2 separate regions of the Mus musculus genome follow, and region 2 is linked to region 1. The links are chromatin loops, found by intact Hi-C in ENCODE. Cell type or tissue: gastrocnemius. All regions are shown on one strand. Links, peaks and the distances in the headings refer to the core of each region. The heading gives the core; the rest is flanking DNA.

Region 1 (10,834 bases), core at 1,241-9,240:
TGCAGGCAGAGCGCGCTGTGCTGAGCCTGAACCTCAGCTCTCTGAGCAGCTTGGTCCTTAGGGCAGTAATGAAAACTGCTCGGGATCCCACGTGGAGACCTACCATGGTCATCTAAATTAAATTAGAACGATGACCAGAAAACCTGCAGGAAGATGGGGGCTGTGCCTAGTGGCAGCTCTGCATGCTGCATTCTTTCCCACTGGCCATTTGACAAAAACTATGTGCCCGATAGAAAGAGGCTCTTATTGACAATGCTACAGTTACACATTTATCAACAGCAAGGTTATCCAACCTCTTCGAATCCAAGTGGGATTTTGAGTCCTGTCCTTCTCTTGATCCTGTGACGAGTCCATTTATAATTAAAGCAACACAACTGTTCCATGTTAAGGAATACCTGTTCATAGTAGAAAATCATGAAGATAAAACTTTTAATGAGCTTTAACTATTTAATCCCATCACCCAAAGATAATCACCATAAGTGCTTTTGTAAGTCTATATAAAAATGTATATATACACATAAGCATATATGGCTTCAGATACAAATTAGCCTTTATATCAGGGATGTGTTTACAAGAATTTATTTTAACATGTGAATTATATTCTAAGGCTTACTATTATTTATTCAGGCTCTTTTCTATTTTTGTACATTTGATTGCTTCCAAATTTTGAACATCCTTGTATATAAATCTTTGTTCTTATCTTTGATTACTTCCTTAGGATAAAGTCCTAGAAATGGAATCACTAGGCCAAAGGTTATAATCACTCTTCAGGTTCCTGATGACTTTGGGTCACACTGCACCCCCAGGAAATTTGCTGAGGCTCGTTCTCGTCAACAGTGTGGAAAGAGGACCTGCCTCAGCACACTCAGCCTAGCCTTGGGCATTGCTCATCCTTTACCAGCAGAAATAGGATGTGCCATGGCTCTAATGCTTCGTGCTCTGCTCTGCTTAACACTGTCCACCCCAAGTACATTTATAACAAAGATCACTGTGGCCGTCCTCACACAAAGACTAATGAGAGAAGACATGGCCACTTAAGACGTGACCCACAGGAGCCCATACTGACATTGTTCCTCATCAACAAGACTCTGCTGTGAGTCTTGTTAAATGTGTGTGTCCTTAGCATCCTTTAGGAAGGTTGTGTTTGGTCTCCAGGGTCGGAATGCTGGGTCTCTTTCCCATAATTGTCCCACAGTAAATGGAACCCCAAGCGTGAAAACTGCACTTCATGGGCCCGCTGGAGTTGTCCTGCTGACAGAAAACTGATTGACTGAATCTAAATCACCATGACTTATGTGAGTCTGCCCACTCGGGATGAATAGGGAGAAATCATCAGAAGGAAATTGGCCTCTGAAGTGTGAGAGCATTGGATTATTGCCGTCAGGGGCAATGCCTGTCAGGAACACAGCATCTCTGCCTGGCTTTGGGTTGCTCTGCGGATTCTACCTCCCTTTCTCTGGGCATGTGTGCTACTTCTTTCATTTCCCATTTGAGCCATCCACAGCTGGCAAGGGTGGACATGCTGCTTATATTTATAATGTTTACTTTGTTCCATAATGATACCAAATTTTCACCAACTTTTTCTTAAGTGGTTAAAAATAGAGAAATGACTCAGAATATTGAATAAATATGAGTGCCTACACCTGTCAAAGACTCCAGGGTTGGCTGCAGCCTCCCCATTGTGACTTCCAGCATAATGCAGGAGGACAGTGAGCATAGGTGCTCTCTCACGGGCTGATAATAGCTTTGGAGAATGGGTAGGATGGCATGAGGAGAGGAGAGTGTGGTTTGCAGATGTGTGATTTTAGATGACATAGCTAATGAGGGGCTCTCTGAAGAAGATTCTGAACAGACCCGAATGGACGTGGAAAATGACCCACCAGCTTGCTGGAACCCTTCTCAGATCTCAGCCAAGAACATCAGAAGAAGCAAGGGGGGCTGGGTGGTGAGGAGGCAGAAGCCAGGACAGGGAGGACCTCATGACTCCCATGCGGACTTCGTCCCTGGATGGAGAGAGGATCACAGGGATTTGAGCAGAGACATGGCATTATCTGATGCTGCTTTGGGATGGCGGTAGAGGCAGGTTGTCCACAGACATGAGGAAAGGAGGATGCCGGCACAGACTCTGGGAGATGAGCGGTGAGAAGGCTCCACCCAATGCCATCTGCATGGTACATAGCAGCAAGCCAGGCAGCCAGCTGGGGTGAGGGCAGAGGAAGCCTGAAAGAGGGAGAGCAGGAGCTGGAGGGGCCAGAGATGGCAGGAGGAATAAGACTCTGTGGTTAGGAACACCGTGGTGACATGAATAAGGGACTAGTGGATGAAGCTTACCGTGGAAATTGCTGCAGGGACTAGGCAGCTGCCTCTCCAGCCTTTTCTACCTGACCAGCAGGTACCGGTGAGGTTCTTCAGTGTCAGTACAGTAGAGCTCTAAGAGTGGAGTTGTAACAAGCATCCTGAGCTGACAGAGAAACCATCTGACTGCACCTTCAGTTTACGTGTAAGAGTCTGATTCCCACCAAGAGGTGCCGTCGCCTCTCCACTCACTCAGTCCCTGCTGTCTCCTCATTCCTCAGCACATCCCCTTTGTTTTACAAACAGATCCTTATTCTTAACCCCAGAATTGATTTTAAAATAACTTATTGTTCCTACCATTGGATATTTTTAAGAATCATACTTTGATGAAATCCAAATGGCTTCAATTTAAAAGATACAACAAGGTTTTATCAAACACTTTTTTAAATGGTGTTATTTAGGGACCAGACACAGTAGTGCATGCTTGCAATCCCAGAGCTTGGGAAATAGATGCCGGAGGATGTAAAATTCAGGGCCAGCCTGGGCTACATACTAAGCACTTGTTTAAAAGTTTTGTTTGTTTGTCTGACTGTCTGTTTATTGTGTTTGTCCATGCACAAGCCTGCATGGCATTCAGTCTCCTTCAAGATGCACACAGAAGAGGTCCACCAGCATCATTGGAAGTTTGGGCGAGTTGCATCGCTCCCACGGCACGCTTCTAGTAAACTTGTTTCCTTCATCCTCTCTGCTTCCGTGTGATTGAAATGTTCCCGAGTTGGTTTCTTCAAAGTGTCAAGTGGTCCGCGTGGTGCCCTTGCTTTTCATGTGATTGAAATGTTTCTCACATTTGTCCCTTGTGGGTGTCATGTGGACCGTGTGGCGCCCTTGCACAGCCCTTCCCAGCATTTGATGAAGTTTCCCTTATTTTTAGGAATCTGAAAATAGCCCATTGTATTATAATTAGCCAGTGGTAACCACCCAAATATGATTAGTATGGCAAGGACTTCTGCTTCTTCTCTCTTCCAGGGGAGAGGATGTGGGTGGGGGGAAAAGGCTGGGTAATATTTTGAGCATTTTTTTAATGTCGTTAAATACTTAAGAAGCCTTAGGAAATATTTGTGTTTTCAGGTTCTCTAGGAGGCTTTTGAAAAATACTTACACAGCTAATTTCAAACGAAATATTTAAAACTCTGGGGAGCTAAGTCTTTCACTTTTATCCTAATAGAGCCACTTATAGTACCAGCCTTCAATTTGTCTAGTACAAAGAAAATGAGAAACCTGCCCATGACTAGTGAGCTCAAGAGTGGTCTCAGTCAATGGAAAGTTCATTCCCAAAGTTCTGCACAAGTATTTAGCAGAGTTTTAAAAATTCCTATTGTAACAGTTTTGCCCAGTTTTTCTGACTCTCACTAAGCCCTAAGAAGAACACACTAGCGCAGACAAGATTTACCGTTTGCTTGGCTGCTTTTGCCTCTGTATGATCCAGGAGTGCTAACCCAAAAGATGCCTGCAGCAGTAGATTACTTCCCATGGCAACTGACTGCAATGTTACAAACATGAAGCGTTGGCCAGTTCTGCCTGGAGAGTAAGGACAGTTCCTGTTCGAATGGGGTCACTCAAAACTGAGGCCAAGGGTGACATGATCAGAGCCGCTTCCAGCATGTGTCCTTTCAAAGAGATGTTCTCATCGCCCCCAGAGCTTCATTTTAACTTGTGAGAGTTGAGCTTGTCTGTTGTTGTTGTTGTTGTTGTTGTTATTTAATGTTTTGTTTGCCTTTTTATTTCCCTACCCAAGTTGACCCACTGAGAAAGAAGTTATTTTTAGCTTTGGAAACCTCTGTAAGAAACAGTCTCTGCCTTCTAACTAAACTTTACAAGAAAGATTTATTTTGGAACTTTGGTCAAAAGCATCTGTACTCTGCTGGACAAACATCTGTCTTCCAACAAGAGTTGCTGGCCTTCTGATGCTGGTTAATCTGGGTTTGTACTTCAGAGTCCCACAGAGCAGCGTACACTCATTTGTTGATCCATAGCGCCTCTTGGTGGCCAATGTAGGTTACTGCAGAAGGAAAATGAAGCCCCCTCCCTTTCCCAAGTTTAGCAAGTTCTTAGAGACAAGTTTTAATGCAGGCACAGCTTGAAGATATGATCTGAAGAAGCTATGGGAGCACACGAGCTGGGCCGCTCTGCTAGAGCATGGCCATGGCAGAGGATCCCACTGAGCTGGTGTTGTAAGGACGATGGGAAGAGCCACATACTGACCAACCTCAGCCTTCTCTGGTCTGCCTGATTGACAGCATGCGCTTGACAGACTGGGCTGTTCCTGGCAAGCCTGCTCCCAGTTCCCCTGTTGCTTCTTCCATGCATGGGCATAAGATTATAGATGGGGTTTTTGTCATTAGGATGCTTGCATTCTTTACTGTCAGTTCCTTCTAAGGAGAGCTGTTGTCTTCCCCACCTCTGAATCCCAGACACGAAGCCCAAAGTCTGGGTGCATGGGAAGTGTCTAAGAACCAATCGTGATGCATGAAGACATAAAATTCATAATTATGGACTGTCCTAACAACACAGGCATATTCTTAGTTTTCATTACTGTACTTCTCTGTATTTACTCTTGTTAAATTCCCTTAAATATAGTGATCTCCGCTTGATGAAAAACCTAGGCAGAAAATAACAGCTCCCCACCCCATAACAAAGCTGGGCAGTTGAAAGGCGTCCCCCACTTCTCCCTTCTGACTTTCTAACTTTTAGTTATCTGCTAAATCATTACCTTGCAGTGTCAGTTTGTATTCAAAACATCTGCTAAAACTACTTCACCAGTAACATTTTCTAGTGGAAACTAGCTTAGAGTAAACCTAGTCCCCTATCTCCTAACAGCAGGCAATGCCGAATTACAGTGGCTTTCACAGACTAGAGATCCATGCTATGTCTGATTGTACCCTAACCAATTGTATCAGGGTGTGCTATGTAGAATTTTTAAAAAAGATATATCTGGCTATGTTTGAGAATTGAGCTGTATCCCACTGACCTCATATGTGTGTTCAACAAATATTTATTGATTTCCCATTGTGTACTTGGCATTGTGTAGGGTATGGAAGTAGATAAGTGTTTTTCTTCCCTAAGTCTTGTGAGGAGCCCCAGGCACCCTGATGCAGTGCACTCTGAGCTGTCATGGAATCATGCGTACCCAGCAGGCTAAGGCAGTGTAGGGGTGTGTCTGCAAGGGAGCTGCACACTGATGCTGTATGGATGGACTCTGTGGCCTTATCAAGGCAGCGAGCCACCTCTGTGGAGTCAGTCTGGGAGTAGTGTCTTGGAGGAGAGAATAGCCACACAAATAACACTGCATTCCACACATAGAATGTTCACATGGGCAAGGCAAGGAAGGAACGTGTGGATTGTAGGTGTGGTGGATAAGAACAGTTTCTGCCTGTAATTCCTCTGATCCCAGCCTTCAGCATCTTTGCTGAACTCTGTGTATCGGATCTTCATGCAAGGCGTTTCTCATGCCTGGAACATCACAGCCTCTGGTGTCAGGTCTAACCTCCTTTCATCCTGCAGAAAGTCAATGCAGCAGCCTGTGCATCTTCATTCCAGTGCCCACCACACCACTATATGACACAGTGTGTCCCCCTCTCCTCTATACACAGGAGAAGTGTTCTTCCTCTACATATATAAAGCGTGTACTGTTTTTCATCAGTACCTAATCCTCTTTTTGGTATTTGGGGCTTAATAAAGATGCATTGATCAGATCAGATAATTAATTTAATTCCTAATGGCTCTCTGATGACATATCTCTGTATGTAACTTCAGGACCCTGGATATTTGTGAGTTTATCCTTTTTATTTATTGCTAAAATGAGAGGAATATGGAAGGCCTCCCTATGTAGAATTCAAGCCAACATGTCCTTTTTCACAGTAGTAGACCTAAGACAGTTTGGGGTGTCTCTATCAAATACCTCCCCTCAGGGATCAGGGAACCCCTTGAAAGAAGAGGTGGGGAGAGTATACGAAGCAGAGGGGAGCGAGGACACCAAGGAAACAAGACCCTCTAAATCAACACTGTCACAGTTTGTATGAACTCACAGAGGCTGAAGCCGCAATGCACCAGACCTGTATGAGTCTGCACCTCACCCTCTGAGTAGATAGTATGCTTTCAGCTCAGTGTCTCTGTGGGATCCTGGGTGTGTGCATGAGTGGGTCTCTGATTCTTTTGCCTTCTCTTGGGCTCTTTTTCTTCTGTTTGTCTTAACCAATTCTGGTGTGCTGGGTTTTTTCCTTTTATATTTTATTATAAAAAGCATATTCTTTTTATTGTTGTTACATTTACTTCCTATGATAGCCGGGTGTGGTAGCACACACCATTAATCCCAGCACTTGGGGGGGGGGGCGCAGAGGCAGGTGGATTTCTGAGGTCAAGGCCAGCCTGGTCTACAGAGTGAGTTCCAGGACAGCCAGGGCTACACAGAGAAACCCTGTCTCGAAGAAAAAAAAAAAAAGGAACATTTACTTCCTATGTATGTATATATGTATGTATGTCCACCTGTGTCGGGATGCATATGCCTGTATGTATGTATGTATGTATGTTCACGTGTGTCGGGATGCATATGCCTGTATGTATGTATGTATGTATGTATGTCCGCGTGTGTCGGGATGCATATGCCTATATGTATGTATGTATGTATGTATGTCCACGTGTGTCGGGATGCATATGCCTATATGTATGTATGTATGTATGTCCACCTGTGTCGGGATGCATATGCCTGTATGTATGTATGTATGTATGTCCACGTGTGTCGGGATGCATATGCCTGTATGTATGTATGTATGTATGTTCACGTGTGTCGGGATGCATATGCCTGTATGTATGTATGTATGTATGTCCGCGTGTGTCGGGATGCATATGCCTGTATGTATGTATGTATGTCCGCGTGTGTCGGGATGCATATGCCTGCATGTATGTATGTATGTATGTATGTTCACGTGTGTCGGGATGCATATGCCTGTATGTATGTATGTATGTCCATGTGTGTCGGGATGCATATGCCTGTATGTATGTATGTCCACGTGTGTCGGGATGCATATGCCTGTATGTATGTATGTATGTATGTGTGTCCGCGTGTGTCTGGATGCATATGCCTGTATGTATGTATGTATGTATGTCCGCGTGTGTCGGGATGCACATGCCTGTATGTATGTATGTATGTATGTCTGCGTGTGTCGGGATGCATATGCCTGTATGTATGTATGTATGTCCGCGTGTGTCGGGATGCATATGCCTATATGTATGTATGTATGTATGTCCGCGTGTGTCGGGATGCATATGCCTGTATGTATGTATGTATGTATGTCCGCGTGTGTCAGGATGCATATGCCTGTATGTATGTATGTATGTATGTCCACGTGTGTCGGGATGCATATGCCTGTATGTATGTATGTATGTATGTCCACGTGTGTCGGGATGCATGCCTGTTTTTCAGTAGAACTGACAACTCTGTGGCGCTGATTCTCTCCTCCCATCAGGTCGGTTCCAAGGATCAAACTCAGGCTTGGTGGCAAGTGCCTGTGCCTGCTAAGCCATCTTATTAGCCCAAAGAATTGTATTCTTAGAGATAAAAAGAACATATCCAAATAGTAGAGAGAGAAATGTCCTCCTTGTTGTTGGATTTCCATGAAGGAAGTGGTCATGGTCTGTAAGGACACAAGTGGATGTTCTCTGTTGAGTTATTCAAGCATCTCTAGCATTTTTGACTCTATAGGAAAGTGCATGTCTAGGGGGAGATTGAGGCCCTAAGTATTGCACGGCTTTGTTTACAGGCCAGTATTGGATAAATGTCAAGGACCAATGATTTGGCATAACACTACCATGTAGAGAGTAATGAGAAGTCCCAGAAAGCTGCAGGGTAGTGTGAAGAACTGATGGCCCTTTCTGCAGAGATTTTCTCTCCTTGTCTGAGAAACAGCTCGCTCGCATGCACCTTCCCCCCGGCTTTGAGATCCTACCAACTTTTTGACCATGGAAGCCCCAGCTTTTGACCATGGAAGCCGTCTGGATTTGCTGGTGGCCACGGTGGGGGAGGGGGGTGTTACTATGTGGATTGGAGAGGGACTCTGCATCTCTGTAGCACTGTTCCAGTGTGGATGTGGTGCAGTTCAGTCCACTGTAGCCCTTCCGGTCATAAATAAGACTACTTTCATTTCACTTGTGGAACATGCTATCCCTCGGAGTAATGACTTTCCAGTGTGCCTTTGAGCATACAAACGTGGTTTTCATTAGCTCTCTCTCCCCTTAAAAAAAGAAAGGAAGAAAGAAAGAAAGAAAGTGGCTGCAGAAGAGAATCTGAGCAAAATTAGTAAGATGTCAATAACTGCAGATGCAGCTTGCACAGTTGGCTAGAGTAGACTGAGCAGTGCCAGCAAGGCACACATCTGCCCCTTCTGAAAAGCTGGAAGGTGCGGGTCCAGCACAGAGAGGTGAGCTTTACCCTATGTGGACAAGGGAATGAGAGAGAGAGAGAGAGAGAACTTTTGCTCAAGTCTTCTTTTCAAGGAAGATTTAGAACCTGTACCAGAAAGCTCATACAACCAAACGGGAAGCCCCGAGTACTTCTGGGACTGCAGGTCGACTCACCAAGGCAGCCTGCCTGCCAGGCCACATACACAAAGAAAGGCTCAGCAGCCTCTCCCAGCCCCACATGTGCCCAGCTGCTGCAGAGGGCTGAAGGTGAGGCTCTTCTCCTGTGCAGTTTGAAGCTCTTGCTATGCAGTGGCCCATGAGAGCGGAGAAAGGCTTTTTGTCAATGTCAAAACCATACCCAATCCTGAATGCTCTTAATGATCTGTTGACTTCTGCCAGGCTCTTTTTTATTAGTCTTTGCTGTAGTTTCATTTTGGTGGACATTGGGGTGGGGGTTGGTTTTGGGTTTTTTGGGGGGGAGGGTGTTGGTTGGTTTGGGATTTGCTTTTTTTTTTTAACTACATTTCTGGGTATGAAAAGATGGACTCGGAGCAGGAGATATGGCTCAGTAGTGAAGAACACTAACTACTCTTCAAGAGGTCCTGAGTTCAATTCCCAGCACCCACATGGTGGCTCACAACCATCTGTATTGTGATCTGATTCCCTCTTCTAGTATGTCTGAAGACAGAGGATTCATATATATTAAATAAATGAATGAATGAATGAATGAATAAATAAATAAATATGTCTGAAGACAGAGCATTCATATATATTAAATAAATAAATAAATGAATAAATAAATTTTTTTAAAGAAAAAGAAAAATGGACTCTTCTCAAATCTCAGCAAAGAAAGTTACTTTTTCTCTACAGATAATACATAAATTCTTTCCAAAATTATTCTCTCTGTCCCTCATTTCAGGCTCTGGTTTATACTGTGTTATTTATATTTCTATAGAGAATACAACAACAACAACAGTGTTTTGAAATCATCAAAGAATTTAAGTCCAAGCCACAGGTTGTCCCTAACAATTTAGTGTGGGCCAAATTTAGAACCCCAAGAAAGAAGCTTGGAGTGTCCTAGGGAGGCACAGTCCTGGCCTCTTAGCAGGCGTCCTTGTTGCCATTTGGAAGCACAGCTGGTTTCCCTCTAAAATGTGGGTGGAGCTCTATATGGCTGCAGCACCTCTCCTAGGTGCAGTCTGCTTCCCCAAGATGTGCACAGCACAGCACAGCTGCCTAAAAACAAGCTTCCATTTCACGTAGCGTAGAACAGGAAATTGTTTCTGGCTTGTTTTTGTTGTGAACAGAGCAACTATTGCATATTAAAAATCCCCTGTTGTTTAATATTTGCTTGGTAATGTGCTGGACCCTAATCAAGTCCTTCTTCTCACTAAATCATGTCAACTGTGGCACTGTTTTGATTGGAAGCATGAATTGTAACATAGAAAATCTCTCAGGACATAAGCCTCTGCAGCTGTGGAAGGCTGGAGCGTGTCTTCTATGGGGACTGGAACCTGAGTGACTGCTTTAGGGGAAAAGCTAAGATGGAGTGAAACTCATAAGGTGTGCAGAGATTTCAGACAGGGTTTTATTGTAAAAGCAGCTGGGTAACAATGTGCTTATTGCAGTAGATACAGAATAGTAACAGTTGGTCCATGAATTGGCAGGCCTGCTGTCTTTTGCCTAACTTTCTAGGGGAAAAATTGAGTCCAAATGTAAAGTGTGAAATTAGGCATTGCTAGTGCTTTGCAAGTGTTTGAACTCAAGATGTGCTGGGGGGAAAAAAAATCTTCATTTCTTGAAGGCGTTTTGCAGGGTTTCTCATTACTGTCTTATGACATTAATTATTCTTGGAACAAAAGAGGTGAAAGAGTTATAAATTTTCATTTTTCTAAGGATGTGGCTGACTAGACTCTCCCCGCTGTGTTTGTAATGGAGGAGTGTCTGCCGAGTATAAAAACACGTGTGGGAAGGGCTGGATCCCAAAACATGAAAAATAAGCACAGAGAACTAAAGCTTTGCTCAAGGCCAAGGCCAAGCCTGTGCCTGCAATAGTTTGTTTCCATGTTGTCTCTTTGTTCTC
Region 2 (10,834 bases), core at 1,051-9,050, 220 kb before region 1:
TTTTATATAATCTATGAAATTTATGTCAAGAATGTATGCTCTAGGAAAGAACAAAATACTTTCAAATCTGGTATAACAGCCAAGGGGGATTACGACTTAAAGTTAAAACTCAGACATCAGACATGTCCCCTACAAAAACAAAGTACATGACGCATTAAATTTGGGGACACAAACACAAAACACCGAATACAAGCCTATGGGAAGAGTCACGAGATACAACTATGACGTGGACTATACAGGGCTCTTTAAAAAGCAAAAAACAAAAAATAAAAACAAAAACAAAACACTTCACCTTAATACAGGCCACAATTCAGGGTTTTCTTTATGGACCACAGTGTATTTCATCTGTTTCTTTTAATTAATACTTTTAAAGCACGACTTTCAGACAAGGAGGTACCCTTGCAGGTGCATCCCATACAAACTGACCATCAAGAAACAAGACGTTAGTTTCATTGCACTGACTTTATTTAGCTGCTATTACAGAATGACGGTTTCTGAAAGAAAGGGACGAGGAGGGGCACCCCATAGCCACTGAGCAAGAGAGACACCAAAGCGGCTCAGAATCGATAAAGAGCATGAATAGAGAGCGCAGAAGCGAGGAGGCCCGGGCGGTGCGGAGGAGGGCGACGCAGGGCTGCCCGGCCTCCTTGGCCCGCGTCCACCGCGCGGTGAGTGCCTGCGGGTCCGGGCGAAGGCCGGGAGCAGGCCGCACTCGGCCTAACCAAGGCCGGTTAGGGCCAATACGAGAGGCCTCGGACGCCTGGGCCTGAAACGCTGGGAGGAAGGCCAGAGAGAACCGGGGAGACAGACAGGAAGTTCCGTACCGCCATACAGCCACTCTTCCTCCTCATCCCCTCCGGTCCCGCCGCTCAGCTCCACCAGGCGCTCCACCTCGCCGGCCGACATGGCCGCCCCACGCACAAGTTAAAGGCGGCGGCCAACAGCTCTCTCAACCCCTTTTTCCAGCCTCGCCGTCCCAGGGCGCGAGAATGGGAGGGAAGCCGCCGGTAAGCGAACGAAGAGCGCGAGACTCAAATCTGGGGCCAACCTCGGTGGAGGCGGCGACCCTGAAGAGTCAGCGACCGATCCGTCTGCGCATGCGCCGCAGGCACCCAAGCGGCGCGGCGTCTCTAGGTGGTTACGCTTCCGCGGCGGCGGGCACCTGGGCCTCTCATTGCGCAAGCGCCGCGCGATTGGCTCCTCCCCCTCCCCGCCCCACCCCAAGGATTCTAGCTTAGCTTCTCAAGAGTGGCTTTCTCTGGGGCTTCTGGTCTTCTTTGAAGTTCCCTTCCCCCAACCTTCCTCCCACTCCCCAGTTCCCTTTGCTACACCATTGTTCTTTTCTGTCCCTGTTGCCTTTCTCCCTCCACTAGTCTATTTTAAAATCCTGAAGGCCAGCATCCCGCACGGGTTTGACTGAACCACAATTGTCAATTCGTCGAAATTTTAACAACCAACAAAAGAAAAATTTAATATATAAAGGATGCGTTCTCTTTGTTTAAAAAATTATTAGTATTGGGCATAGTGGCACTTGGTAGGCAGAGACAAGTCACCCTGGTCTACATAGTGAGTTCCAGGATAGCCTGGGCTATACAGGGAGACTCTGTGGCCGGAAAGTTTTATTTAAGTTACTTAAACTGGTCATCTGAGTGGAGGGAACCTTGGTTGTGAAAATACCTCCATAAGATCGGGCTGTAGACAAACCTGCAGGGCATTTTCTTAATTAGTGATTGATGAGGAGGGTCGAGCGTTAGACTTTATCTGTATCACTTGATTCCTCGTTACCTGAGTAGATCACGAGGGTTTTAATTCTTCTTAGTTTTGAACTCTTGTTTGCTATGCCCTGTTCCCCTGTAGGAAATTCTTAAATTGTTTCAACTTCTGTGTACAATTTCCTCGTAAAAATCTTCCCTGAATTCAACAAATATGTATGAAAGTCTACCCAAGTACTAGGAACTCTTCAAGACTATATAGATTGGCGGTTAAAAAAAAAATCCTTTCTTTCATGAAGCCTTTATTCTAATGGAAGATGATAGACACATCATGTTGATAAGGATTTAAAAATAATAGTAGCTGTAAAAAGACCCACGGCCAAGTGATTAAAAGGGAGGTATAATCTAATATCACGTGGTAATTAATTAATTAATTAAAATAAGTAGATCCCTTAATGGAGAAGGGCTGTAAGCTCTGTGGGTTTCTGCATGGGGGCTACTTGACAAGGAGATTAGGAACATGCAAAAGGCCCAGAGACAGAGAAGTTCCAGGCACCCAACTGCATTTGGAGTAGAGTGAAAGGCAAATGTAGATAAACTGAGTATGCAGATGGGGTGAGCAGGGTTGGGGTGAGGGGAGTAGAGCAGAGCTAAACTCTCTTTTAGACCACAAGTCTTATTGACTACATAGCCACTTTCCCCAGAATCTTCACTAGGCCAAATCTGCCTTCGTCTTGTTTAACTTTCACTTCCATCTGTTGTATGGTGCACCATATCCTTTTGGCCTTTGATACTATCTGCTTGAGAGTACCGTGGGCAGTTACCACCACCACACCGTGGTTAGCTCCATTCTCACTGTTAAGTGCATCTAAAGTAAAATTGGGTGGTTTCATGAGAGAGTTGATTGTCTTTTGCAGAGTGAATTGCTTTTCTTTCCAGTCTGGAAAAGAGTTTGTCTTTCAAATCATTGTCTAGACAAAGAGTTTAGACATCAACAACGAGTTGATTAATGAATGGTGGTGAATGCGGTAGGAGGCCTGCGTGGTGGAGGTAGCACTTGAGCTAAGCTTTGAAAATGATTTCTACAAAGCAGAGAAGCTCATAAAGCTCTAATGACCATCCTTCAAAGCCTCTTCCTTCCTTCTTTCCTCCTAAACTGAATCCTTGTATGGATATGCTTCCTTGGTTAGGATTAATCTCTCCATTTGCCATGGGAAACTTTGACATTAAATAATTTGACTATTTTATAGACTGTCTCTTGCTTCTTATATTATGAACTCATCTCACTACAATATCACATTTATCCTGAGTATACTTATTTGCCATCTCATTATTTATTGCTGTTCTAAGCAATGATGATGGTGATGTTGCTGCTAACCCAGGCCTGGCAGTGCATCCTGTCCTTCCAGGTCCTCTGGAGGCCAGGGCTAGAGCTTGACTCAGGCTAGCAGAGTAAGACTCCATCTCAGAACAATGTCAATAATAATGATATCATTTAATATGAAGTATACTTTTTTTTTTTGAAACAGGGTTTCTCTGTGTAGCCCTGGCTGTCCTGGAACTCACTGTGTAGACCAGGTTGGCCTCGAACTCAGAAATCTGCTGCCTCTGCCTCCCGAGTGCTGGGATTAAAGGAGTACGCCACCACCTACCACCACCCGGCTGTGAAGTATACTTTTGAGAAGTAATGAAAAGGAGTGCTTAGCTATAAGAATTAGACAATGAATAGATTACTGCTCAAATCATGCCAAGAGACCAGGTATGGTGGCATATGCTTTAGGGAGGTCAAAACCCAACTGTATACACACACACTCTCTCACACACAGAAACACACGAATAAAACTTTAAAATGAAAGCAATTGCCATGTGTCACAACTAGATGAATGATGTTAGGTGAAGTAAGTTAATCACAATAAAGCAGATAGTACAGGGACCCAATTATAAGACCCACAGTGCCAATGCAAAGAGAACAGGATTAAAGTAGAGGCTGACAAATGCTGGGGGGGGGGTGCAGGGAGCTGAGGTTGAGGGTGGCAATTGTTATTTAAAGGGTATATAGTTTTGAAACTATTTTGATTTTGCAAAATAAAAAGTTCCAAAGATTGGTTGTACAGCAGCATGAATGTTTTTTAATGTTTCCGAACTGTACATTTTAAAATGACTAATGGTGGACATGGTGGCACACACGTTTAATCCAAGCACTAGGAAGGCAGAGGCAAGCAGATCTCTGTGAGTTTGCAACGAACCTGATCCACATCATGTGTTCCAGGACAGCTAGGGCTGCACAATGAGATCCTGTCCACACATACTCACACACACACACACACACACACTCACTCACACACACACAATTAGAACAGTAAATTACTAAATTTTTTTATCTCATGCATGTTTCCACAATTAAATAATAATAATAATAATAATAATAAAACAGGTTCTAAACTGAGATGTGTAGATCAGTATATCTATTCCTCAACCCAATTCTCATCTTAGTAGCTGTGAAATGGACCCCAAAGCCTTTTGACTGTGTGGAGACAGGATCTCTCTGTCTCTCTCTGTGTGTCTGTCTCTGTCTCTCTCTGTGTATGTGGTGTGTGTGTGTGTTGGGGATGGGTGATTGTGCGTTTTCCACAATTGGCACATGGAGGACAATTTTTCCGGGTCCTGTTTTTCTACATTGAGTCCGAAGGATCAAACTCAGGTCATACGACTTGTGTTGCAAGCGCTTTTAGCCTTATGAGCCATCTTGCTGGTCCCAAAAGGTATTTCACGAGGCTGGAGTGCACCAACGCAGAAGATAACCTACACAAGACCAACTATTACGTTGCAGTAGTTGTTTGGCTTCTCCAAGTTCAGATGGGGGAAGTACTTTGCTTCAGACCAGGTTTTATTATTCCCGAGAATTCTTAACCTGGAGGAAAAGGTGATGAGAGCTGACAAGGGAGGGACGAACAAAACCCATTTCAATTCTTTCCTAGAAAGCTGCTGCCTCCAGCTTTTCAGGGACTATCGACCCTGTAAGCACATTCCGTTCCTCCTTCAAGTGCAGACGTTCCTTCCGCCAGCCCGCGCGCCTGATCAGCCAATGAGCGCCTAAGACGTCATCACCGCGCGCGCGAACGCCGAGCGTCAGAGACAGGCCCACGTGTACTGTGTTGACTGTCAAAGTACTCAGTACCCGGAAGCCCTGCGTTCTGACCTGAGTTCCCGCCCGTACGCCGGTGAGACCCCTGGCCAGCTGGCGATACGGGATCATGAGCGCCGCGGGCATACTGGCCTTTGCCCAGCAAGGCTGGGAGCAGGTGCTGGCCAAAGTGAAGTGGTCCGTGGTCTACCTGGACGCTGCCTGCGCCGAGAGCCTGCACTGGAGCTGCGGATCCAGCCGGCTTCTGGAGGCGGTGAAGGGTCCTGCGTGTCACCTGCGGGAATTTGAACCCCAGGCCATTGGCGGGGGAGCCAAGCAGCCCCGGGCGGTTTTCGTTTTGAGCAGCCCGCTGAAAGGCCGGATCGTAGACACTCTACAGAGTATCATTTGCCGCAGTCACTTTCAGCACTGTGTGGTGGTCACAGCCGTGAGCCACGCAGTCCACCTCACTGCTAACCACGTACCGGCCGCTGCAGCGGCCGAGCTCGAGGGGCAGCAGCCGGTGTTCGAACAGCTGGAGGAGAAGCTCTGTGAGTGGATGGGCAACGAGAACTATACGGCCGAGGTGCTCCACGTCCCGTTGTTTCTCGCCCCTGTTGCCTCCCATCTCGCTTTTACTCCAGCCTTTGCTACCCTCTTCCCACTGCTACCTCAGGATGTCCACGCTCTTAACAGTGCCAGACCCGACAAGAGGAGGCTGAGCAGCTTGGGTGAGGTGGATGCCACTGCCCTAACCCCAGAGCTGCTGCTGTACATCAGATGCCTCGTGTCAGGCCTCAGTTCTCTGTGTGAACATCTAGGGGTACGAGAGGAGTGTTTCGCCGTGGGTCCCCTCAGTCGGGTCATCGCTACAGATCTGGCAAATTATGCCCCCGCCAAGAACAGGAAAAAGACTGCTACAGGCAGGGCTTCTGTGGTCTTTGTGGATAGAACTCTGGATCTCACAGGTAGGTGGCATTTCTGGGAGTTGTTCATCTTCACTCTCCTAGCTAGAGGATCTGTTCATTGATTCAGCATATGTGTTTATTGGCCTCATATTGAGGTTGGCAATATAAAGATGAACTAAAAGAACCAGCCCCTAATTTGACAGCATCTGGAGTTAAGTTTTGTCTAGTGGAGAGTGGACATAGATAAAGCACAATTTTATTTGTTAAATGCTGTAAGCGGGCAAATATGGCTTTAGTGTGCGTTGCTTTTGATAAAACAACCGGGCCTAGTCCAAGAGACTGGAAAAAATGAGATGACCTTGACATGGAGGGAATTGCCATCACCTGAGACTCTTAGACATTTCCAGATACCAGTTGTCTTAATTAGGGTGTCTATTGCTGTAATGAAACACCATGGCCAAAACCGACTTGTGGAGGATAGGGTTTATTTCCTTACACTTCCACACCATAGTCGATCATTGAAGGAAATCAGGACAGGAACTCAAACATGGCAGGAACCAGGAGGCAGGAGCATAAGGCGGTAGCGGTCATAGAGGGGGTGCTGCATACCATGCTCCACATGGAATGACCTTCGTTTGCTCCCTAGTACCTACATGGTGAAAGGAGAGCACTGACTTCCTCCAATTGTTCTCTGATCTCCACACACACAGTGTGACTTGCACATGCACTGTCCCCCACACATATACAAATAAATAGGTAAATGTCTTTTTTAAAAAGTGAAACTGAATGTACATATGAGAAGTTGGAAAAAAGAATTGTAGAAAATATTTTCAAATGTGCATTGAAGTTTGTATAGCAACCTCAAATTGCAGCAATGTAATAATTATTTATACCTGCGAGGAAGAAATCTAACCTTAAAATAGGTGAAGAAAATTCTGATTCATGATGTGAGCACTTATTTTTAGAGGTCACCTTTGTTTTATAGTTAAGTAGATATAGTTCAATAATAGTATGTGCTAGCTGTTCAAGGTCACTGAGAACAATCAGAACACTGGTCTAAGCCAGTATTCCCTTTCCAGGTTAGAAAAAAAAAATGTTGAATGATGTTATAAAAACCAGTAAGAAGTATATTTGAAATTTTAATTAGATGAGTTTTAAGATCATAAAATAGAGAGTAAACTAAATGGCAGTTCTGAGGAAATGCTACTGGGCGCAATCTTTTGAGGGTGTCCTGAGGGTAATTATAATTAATTTCAAGAGGGCAGCAGTGGCCATGTCACTCACAGAGGGCAGAAGTCTATAAAACAGAAAATATAAGCCTGCAGAAGGTTTTCATACCTCCTTATCACCAAATCCCTTGCACATTGTGTACAGTTTTCTCCTTCCTTCACATTACAAAGGAGCATTCCATCCCTCCTCACGTTTTTACCTATGCAGACTAGCTCAGCACTCTCTACCTTCTCATGAGTTCACTTCTGCTAAACAGTCCTCTATAGACCATTTTCCTCCTTTTCTCAGATTCTCTCTTTTTTTAATTAGATATTTTCTTTATTTACATTTCAAATGTTATCCCCTGTCCTAGTTTTCCCTCTGAAAATCCCCTATTTCCTCCCCTCTCCCCGTTCTCCCCAACCCACCCACTCCCATTTCTGGCCCTGGCATTCCCCTGTACTGGGGCATAGAACCTTCACAGGACCAACGACCTCTCCTCCCTTTGATAACCGACTAGGCCATCCTCTGCTACATATATAGATAGAGCCACAAGTTCCACCATGTGTTTTCTTTGATTGGTGGTTTAGTTCCAAGGAGCTCTGAGGGTACTGGTTAGTTCATATTGGTGTTCCTTCTATGGGGCTTCAGTCCCCTTCAGCTCCCTGGGTATTTCTCTGGCTCCTTCATTGTGGACCTTGTGCTCTGTCCAATGGATGATTGTGAGCATCTACTTCTGTATTTGTCAGGCACTGGTAAAGGCCATCAGGAGAAAGCTATATCAGGCTCCTGTCAGCAGGCTCTTGTCGGCATCTGCCTAGTGACCGTGTTTGGTGGTTGTTTATGGGGTGGATCCCCAGGTGGGGCAGTCTCTGGATGGTCTTTTCTCAGAGTCTCATCATTGGCCTGCAGGCAGAATGGAGCAGGACCTTTCTTGACTCCTCATGATCACCCGACTTCAAGTCCCTTTCATTTATTTGGCTTCATTTTGTAGCTGGCTTTAGAGAGCTGTTCATATTTGCTGTTTCCACAGACACCTATGTCAGTTTTCTCTTGACTTCTAGTCTTTTAGGCTTTTATATTTCAAAACTTCTGAGATCCTGACTTCCCCAGTGCCTTCTGTGTTACCAAAGCCACAGTTGAGTCACAGTGCTCCTTTGTGCCTCCTGAACGTCAGAATACCCTTTAGTACAATAGAGCAGAACAAAAAGTAAAAGGAAACTTAGGGGTAGGGAGGTGGTTCAGCGGATAAGTGCTCACTACACAAACATGAGGGGGCCTGAGTCTGGATTCTGCCTGTGCTGGCCTGGGTGTGAGAGCATCTTCAATCCAGTTCTAGCCAGTGGTCGTGGTGGCATGAAGAGGCAGATCCAGCCAATCAGTGAGCTCCAGGATCAGCAAAACTGTCAAAAACAAAACAAAACAAAAACAAAAACACCACAGAAAGCCAAAAAGAGATGGAGAGTCACAAAGAAAGACATGCATTGCCTATCTGCCTTCCACAAGTACATGCAAGAGTGAATATTTCAGCAAACTCACACACACACACAGAGTGAGAGAGAAAGAGAGAGAGAGAGAGAGAGAGAGAGAGAGAAAGAGAGAGAGAAAGAGAGAGAGAAAGAGATATGCTCGCACTCACAGAGGCACACCCCCTAATTAAAAATAGAAAGTACAAAAGGTAGAGAGCTAGCATTCATAGTGATGTTACTCTATGTGATTTTATCAGCCATAAATTTAGCATGCTGGCTCCCCCCCCACCCCGCCCTGTCCTCCTATCATGGTATTCATGTGTTCTAGTTTGCTTTTAGTTGCTATACTAAACATCCTGAGCAAAGGCAACTTGGTTGGAGAAGGCTTTATTTGGTTTCAACTTCTGGGTAATAGTCCATCACTGAGTGAAGTCAGTGCAGGAACTCAAGCAGGAGCCTGGAACAGAGCTCGTGGGGTGATACTCTTGATGGACTTGCTTTCTTGTACAACCCAGGACAACATGCCCAGGGGTGGAACTGCCTACAATGGGCTAGGTCCTCCTTACCAATCATTAATCAAGAAAATGCCCCATAAGAATGCCATAAGACCAGTAATCAGGCTCCCTCGGAAAGATAGAAAGAACTCAGGGGCTTGTGTGGCTCAGTATTCAAGCCTACAGAGGTCAGATGGCTGCTAGTGATCGTCTCCATACTAAGAGCCCAGCTACGCTTCTGAGATAGCCATATCCATCTCCCTAAAGGTGAAAGGGTTAATGGGAAGGATGTCCAGATAGAAGTCAAAAGCACACTGCCAGCTGTTTAAGGTCCTGCCCTCTGGGGAAAAAAAGAATGTTATAAGACAATCCAATGGAGGCTATTACTTAATTGAGGTTTCCTCTTTTCACATAACGATGTGACAAAGAGTAACCAGCAGTATTCATAGTTACACGTGGCTTATCTCCTCTCACACAGTACCTCAAACACTCCACGTTGGCCACTACCCAGAACCAATAATTGGTTGCTTCTTGTCCTCCTTTCATGAGAATGGAATGGAAGCTTGTATATATGTGTGTGTGTGTTCGTTCTTTCGTTACTGTGTATTTACTAGCAGTTGGAACAGTTACTTGAAAACCATATGTAGTCAATATTTATTTATGTATCTGCTGATTGATGAAATGTATTGCTGGGTATTGAACTCAGGGCCCTTTGCATGCTAGGCAAATGCTCTACCATTGAGTTGCATCCCAAGGCCTTGGTGTTTTGAAACAGGATCTCACTAAGTAGCTCCCACTGGCTTTGAACTTACTATGTGGGCAAGGCTTCTTGTGAATTTGTTACCTTTGCTTCTTGAGTCCTGGGATTTCAGGCATTGTGCCACTAGCCTGGAAATAAGCATTTGTTAATGACTGGGTAGGTCAGTAGATTAATGTTTACTGGGAACTAGACAGTCACCAAGTTTAACACGTTTTCTTTTTTTTTTTTTGAATTCTCTAAAGTACTTTATTAGTTTTTTAAGTCTTTACATTTATTTTCTCTGTATGTCTTAGCACAGGTGTGCATATGGGGGTCCAGGTTCTCTACCTTCTTGTGGATTCTAGAGATTTAAACTCGGGTCATCAGGCTTGCTGACAAACCTTTATCTGCTGAGCCATCTCTCCAACCCCACATTCTCTGAAGTACTTGAAAACAAACCTCCTATATGAAGTATCTGTCAATGGAAAACTAACTATAATAATTAGTTATTTTATTTTTGAGCAAGGTCTCATTATAGAGCCACAGCAGGCCTGAACTTGCTATATAGATCAAGCTGAGATCTGATCTCTAACTCGAAGTTCCACCTGCCCCTGTCTCCCGAGTGCTGGACTAAAGGTCTGAGCTGACATGCATGGCTTTGTTTCAATAGGCTTTACACAGTGGTGGATAACTGCCCTTCAGGGATGCCCTGAACTCACATGAAAGCTTACTTACTATTAGTTTGCAGTAATTCCTTGGACACATTGGAAGCACAGCCTTGTGGCAAAGTATTCATATTCCCCTCTTGTTCACTGAGGATTAACACGTTTTCTAACTGCTTCTGGGTTTCAGCTGTACCAATGGGCATTCACCTATGTAATGGGTGTCCTGTAAGTATCATATGTCTTGAACATTGTGTGGTTGGTATGTTGGGGCCACACAGTAAAGCTCGTGAAGGGAAATGAAATCAATTAACCATATTTATGCAAATATTTCATGAATTAAAAACTATAGTCACATTACCTTATTTGATCATTCTACAAGTTAGGTGAGTCATTAAGAGAAAAATTAAGGGCTAGTGAGATGGCTCAGTGGATAAGAGCACTGACTGCTCTTCTGAAGGTCATGAGTTCAAATCCCAGCAACCATATGGTGGCTCACAACCATTTGTAACGAGAT

What was found. Hi-C counts contacts between places; a loop is a spot of excess contacts. Peaks named below come from ENCODE experiments on the same cell type or tissue, not always from the same donor. Only the 100,000 strongest peaks of a DNase experiment are listed, where the experiment ranks them.
Region 2: it touches region 1 in a loop (3-fold over the local background); 10 of 42 quality-filtered maps call a loop at or near these places.

What each region holds. Positions count from the first base shown.
Region 1 is chr5:74,305,093-74,315,926 of GRCm38, reverse strand. The region is part of intron 5 of Scfd2 (Sec1 family domain containing 2); the gene reads left to right. Among named protein-coding and RNA genes, the nearest start is that of Gm32064, 6.1 kb to the left of the region's middle. In gastrocnemius, for the core only: a CTCF peak has its summit at 4,346; DNase peaks (open chromatin) are centred at 2,174 and 4,337; H3K27ac peaks cover 1,994 bases.
Region 2 is chr5:74,525,752-74,536,585 of GRCm38, reverse strand. It overlaps Scfd2 (Sec1 family domain containing 2), which reads left to right and starts at 4,844. Exons shown (of 9, transcript NM_001114660.2): 1 at 4,844-5,804. The coding sequence starts at 4,967. It overlaps Fip1l1 (FIP1 like 1 (S. cerevisiae)), which reads right to left and starts at 1,095. Exons shown (of 18, transcript NM_001159573.2): 1 at 825-1,095. The coding sequence starts at 906. In gastrocnemius, for the core only: no CTCF peak of the experiment used is centred there; DNase peaks (open chromatin) are centred at 1,120, 4,494 and 4,820; H3K4me3 peaks cover 2,796 bases; H3K27ac peaks cover 1,862 bases.